2 separate regions of the Homo sapiens genome follow, and region 2 is linked to region 1. The links are chromatin contacts, found by Hi-C in ENCODE. All regions are on one chromosome and are shown on one strand. Each heading gives the region's core, a stretch centred on a gene start or an enhancer-like site at or near the end of the contact. The rest is flanking DNA. Distances are from core to core; before and after follow the strand shown.

Evidence for each region. A loop is a pair of places that touch in the nucleus more often than their neighbours do. Pooled maps may share reads with other maps.
Region 2: a pooled map shows a loop between it and region 1 (3-fold over the local background). The contact joins two enhancer-like sites. A Hi-C loop is called at or near these places in 3 of 37 single-sample maps with no recorded cell type and 12 of 50 pooled maps.

The regions. Positions count from the first base shown.
Region 1 is chr9:99,058,029-99,060,728 of GRCh38, reverse strand. COL15A1 (collagen type XV alpha 1 chain) reads right to left here. Exons shown (of 42, transcript NM_001855.5): 36 at 776-840. Among named protein-coding and RNA genes, the nearest start is that of TGFBR1, 46 kb to the left of the region's middle. Within about 2 kb of position 1,273, at least 18 of the 41 ENCODE cell types and tissues checked have a DNase peak (open chromatin) inside an H3K27ac peak, as active enhancers do.
Region 2 is chr9:99,243,634-99,246,401 of GRCh38, reverse strand. No RefSeq gene overlaps it. Among named protein-coding and RNA genes, the nearest start is that of SEC61B, 23 kb to the right of the region's middle. Within about 2 kb of position 1,346, at least 3 of the 41 ENCODE cell types and tissues checked have a DNase peak (open chromatin) inside an H3K27ac peak, as active enhancers do.

The sequences.
Region 1 (2,700 bases), core at 24-2,523:
TTTTCTGTAGAGGCAGGATCTCACTATGTTGCCCAGGCTAGTCTTGAACTCCTAGACTCAAGTGATTCTCCTGCTTCAGCCTCTCAAAGTGCTGGGATTACAGGAGTGAGCCACCGCACCCGAGCAGGTTTATGCTTTTTGAAATACTATTATTGGTGGCCAGGCGTGGTGGCTCGTGTCTGTACTCCCAGCACTTTGGGAGGCCAAGGTGGGAGAATCACCTTGGTGGCCCATGAGTTCAAGGCCAGCCTGGGCAATGTAACAAAAACCCTGTCTCTACAAAAAAAAAAAAAAAAAAATTAGCCAGGTGTGGTAGTGTGCATCTGTAGTCCCAGCTACTCTGGAGGCTGAGATGAGAGGATTACCTGAGCTCAGGGAGGTTGAGGCTGCAGTGAGCCGTGATCTCACCACTGTACTCCAGTTTGGGTGACAGAGTGAGACCCCGTCCACCCCTCATCCAGCAAAAAAAAAATATATATATATATATATATATAAAAATATATAAGTAATATGATTGGTTCTTGTTATAACTTAGTCAATTAAGGATTCGAATGGTGGAACTTACATATACATGATTTTGTTTTTTCACGTCTTTTTACTTAATAAGTCATCCAAATAGATAACAAATCCCTTCTACTATTTATGGAATTGCACCAAGCCTACTATCATGAAGGCCTGATCCCCAAGGGATGTCAGACACAGGAGATCGTAGGCAGAGTTTTAAGTATATCTATCCCAAATGGAATGATGACTACACACTGATGATAATACTGACCAGGTTTCTGGATCCGGGAAGCCCTGGCTGTCCTGGAGGGCCAGGGGGACCTGGAAGGGCCACAGCTAAGACAAAACAGAAAAGAGAAGTTACACAAAAACCACACTCTGAAAAATGTCTGAGGTATCAGCTGACTCCCGGAGAGAAGTGTGTTCAACCCCATTCACAGCGCCACAAAGCATCCCAACTTCCACCTGTATCTTGGGTGCTGTGCCCCCAGCGTGTGACTTAGGCCACATTGACTGGTTCAGGGAAGAGCTGGGATTCTTGATTGTTACCCTGGATGAAGCCATGGCTAGTGCTTTTCCGTTTCATAAGTGAATCAATTCCTTTTGTGGTTGTTTTATAAAAGCCAGCTTAAGTTGAATATTTTGTCACTTGCATTCAAAAATGTCCTGACTCATATAACTTATTTCACCCAAGAGACAAGCATGTGACACTGAACAGAGGAAGCAGGCTCAGAAAGAGGAAGAGAAGGCTCTAGGGAGTGGGAGGAGACCAGGGTGGTGCAGTGACAGTAGCCCTGGCCTTGGGGCCAGAGACATGGACTCAAGTCCTTAAGTTTGTCCATTCCTAGCTGTGTGATCTCGAGGAAACAGCAAGCTCTCCAAAGCTGTTTCCTCATCTGCAAAATGTAAAATAGGCATTTCTTCTTCCCTGGGCTGCGGTGAGAACTGAGTGCTTTGAAAATTGTACATGTACAGCATTCATCCGGCCAGGAGCTCTTAGCTTTTGAAGAGTCACAGTGCCCTTAAAAATCAGATCAAGGTTAGTGCCCTCTTTCCCAGAGAAATGCACACATAATTCTATAAAAAAATATTACTGGGATGACAAATCCTGGAGGTATATCCTTGAACTCTCTAGGAGTCTATGATTCCTCAACTGAAAAGCCCTTACTTTAGGCAAACATAAAGTAGTATAATTACAACTATTCCTTTGGCTGTTCTTCTACCTCTCTCATCCTCTGCTCACCCTACCCCCGACAACTCCTCCAAATCTGCCAAGCTCTTGGCAGAATTAAGGGTGTTTTTACAAGCCCCAGTAAAATTATACAGTCCTTCAGGTCGTTGCAAGCAAATGTTCAGTTCCAACATAGGACTTGAACACCCACACACAGGTGGCAAATGTCTAGTGGATAGAGGGCCAGTGGACTCGGATTTGGATCCCAGCCATGCCTCCTAATAGAATTTGTGACCTCAAGTAAGTCTCTTCACCTCTGTGAGCTTCAGTGTCTTCATCCGTGAGATGAATTTTATAATAATATCTGTTTTATCTTCCTCCCAGGGTTGCTGTGAAGACTACATGGGATAATGGCCATGAAAGTGTTTTGTAAACTGAATTGCTATACATTATGTGAGAAGCAATCCTTGCTCAATGCAGCAAGGCATCCCGGCAGCCCTAATGTAGTGTTGCTGTGGACAACAGTTTTTCTCCACCTTGCACTCACCCTGTAATATGCCTCCACCTCCTGTAGTCCTACTCCTCCCTCATGGCTGTGTGGGCACCTGTGGTTCCATACACTCGGCACCTTCTTCCTTTGTAGGACCAGTGTCCTCATCTCCTTCTCTTGGGACCTTCCCTTCACCTCTACAACCATTTGGTTCCAGAAAGAGCTACCATGTTCTCATGTGATCCGACCTCCTGGTCATAGGTGATTTGTCCAAGATTGGGTACCTCACCCAAGTCAGGCCCATCAGGACCCTTCTCTAGGACTTCCCCATCCCAGGACTTTTCAAACTAAAATAGTAAAAGAAGTTCAAGATTTCTAGCTGACAGTGGAAGCTGTAAGTTGTCAGTAACCATATTTCCCGCTGTGCAGAGGATGTGGTTTGTGGTGAGGAAGCGTGAAACTGCATGCAGAGAGAAGCCGAGACAAGAGATGGCCAGAGAATCCTTGCAGGGGTTGAGTCCCTGGCTCTGGCTGT
Region 2 (2,768 bases), core at 97-2,596, 190 kb before region 1:
CGAAAAAACAAAAAAAAGTTTTTGATTTTTGAAAAAAATCAACTGTGTGCTTGCTTCTTCAAAAAGAAGACTATACCAGGGCAGAAGATATTCCTATAAATACTTATGATTGACATCTGTAAATATTTATAGTATTAACTTTTTGTGGACACACAGTAGGGTGGGGCGGGGGTACTGGCATCCAGGGGAAGGGTAGATGTTTTCGTTGTTTCTATCCTGTAAGGACTGTCTGATGGCTACAAGTGTTAACGAAAAGCCAAACTGTATTGATCACATTTAAAAGCTCTCTCTCCAGAGTGGGCTATGCCACACTGCAGTATATTTATACAACGGAATACTCTATAGCTATTAAAATGAATAAAACATAGCTACATGGTACAACAGGGGTGAATCTCACAAACAAAGCAAAAAATGCAAGTCACGAAGAAGACATACAGTGTGATTTCATTCATATAAAATTCACAAACAGCTAAGTCCACTCTATCATACTGCGATGCATACATACATCGTAAAATCAAAAAGAAAAGCAAGAAAATGATTCTCACAAAAGGGAGGCTGGTGATGACCTGGGGAGGGGACACTGGGAGGTTAGGGGTGCTTGCAAAGCTCCCTTTCCTGGCCTGAGTGGTGGTTACACAGGGGTTTCCTTAATTATAATGTAATTTGTGTAATTACAATGCATTAAGATGTATTTTTTAAAAACATTTTCTCTTCGTATAGATCACATTACTCAAAAAAACGAGGAAAGCTGAAGCAAATATGACAATATTAACTAATCTCAATACCTGAATATCTGAATTAATTCAATTAATGAATTAATTGAATATCTCAAACTCTGCTGGGTCTATATCATTAATTATTATACTGCTATATGAAAAAAGCCAGGCCAAAAAAAAGATTACATACATTATATATGGAATTTGATATTCCATTTGTATAAATTTCCAGAAAATGCAACCTAACCTAGAGTGGGAGAAAGCAGACCAGTGGGTGCCCGGGGGCAGGGCTTTCAAAGGAGCCCAGGGAAACTGTTGGGGATGATAGATACGTTGATTATAATGATGGTTTTGCAGTGTATACTTTCATTAAAATGTATCAAGTTATACTCTTTAAATATGTGCAGTTTATTCTATGTCAGCTATACATCAACAAAGCAGTTAAAAAAAAACTCCCCTGTGCCTTTTCATATGTTTCTCATAGTCTTCAGTATGCATATACCGCTTTGGAAATGAGGAAGATACTTTTAAATGGTCAGAGAAACCTAAGTACCTTGAAGCTGTCTACCAGAGTTGTATGTATGCTTGTGGTCAGTCATGGGTTTCAATTATGTCAATGTATTTCTGTTCTGCTTTTGATAGAAAAAAGACCTCCACGCTCTTCCCTTCTGTCTTTTCTCCTCTCTCCCCTCTTTCTTTTCCCCTCTTCTCTCTGTCCCTCTCTCTCTCCCTCCCTTCCTTCTTCCCAGTCTCCCTTCCCCTTCTCTCTCCTTCTCCCCTTCTCCTCACTCTATTTCCTTTCTCTCTGTCCCTCTCTCTCCTCCCACCCTTCCTTATCAGTCTATTTCCTTTCTCTGTCTTTCTCTCTTTCTCTTTTTCTTTCTCTATCGCTCTTCTTCCCCCTCCTCTCTCTATCTCCCTCTCTCCTTTTCTCTTTGGTTCTCAGTCTTACTCTCTATCAGAAAACACTTTTCTTCAACTGAGCAGGCAGCTTTGGGAGACATGACAACACTCATAATAATGACAAACAATCATTTCTGTCATTTAATAGCATTTTATAGTTCACAACATGATTTCTCATATCTGTCTTCTGATTCTCACAACAATCCTTGGGTATAGTAACAGGAAAATAAAAAGCAACTGTAACCACTTCTGCCTTATAAGGAGGGTGGTAAATTTCACAACAGTGGGAAAGTAAATTTCTTTACTGCCCCTTCCACTTTCAGAGACTGTTAGTGAAGACAGCAGATGAAGGACAGAGACATTTCTTCTGCTCCAGTTCCCCACCCTTCAGCAATGGCATGGCCTCTTAGTTTTAATTAAAAAATGCATCCCTGGCTATGCAAAGATACATCCAGAGCTGAATTGAGGGTTGCGGCAAACACTGCTGTTGGCCTATCCAAAATATATTCTTTAGGGCCCTGACTTTTTGGTGAGCAGAAATGTGTCCCCACTAAAAAATTAGATTTCTTATCCTCCCTTCTAGATAAGAGCGGTCATGTGACTACCTTCAGGCTAATGGAATGAAGAAACTATTGTGTAGGATTGGAAATGCTCCCTAAAAAAGTGGCTGACTCTGTTGGCAGGTCTCTTGTTGACCTTCCTTCTTCCTCTACCCGAAATATGGATGTAATAACTGGTGCTGCGGCAGCCACTCTGCAGGTATGAGGTGGCCTTGATTGAGGACAGTGAGCTTGTGCTAAGTACACCAAAACAGAAACACAAGAGGAGATAAGGACATTAATGAGATGGTAGCATTACCACATCAGCCCTGGAATGCTTCTGTGGTTTGGATGTGTCCCCTCACCTCAAATTCAGGCGTTGCCAATGTAATATATTTAGTGTGGCTTTTTAGAGGTGGTCAGGTTATGAGGGCTTCTTCTTTGTTAGTGGAATTAAGGTCATTTTTAAAAAGCCTTCACACAGCAGGATTTGGCTAGCTTGCTCTTCACCTCTTCTGCCATATGAGCATGCAGCATCCTGCCCTTATAGTGGATGCAGTCTTACCAGACAATGAAACCGAACCTCCTAGTGCCTTGATATTGGACTTCA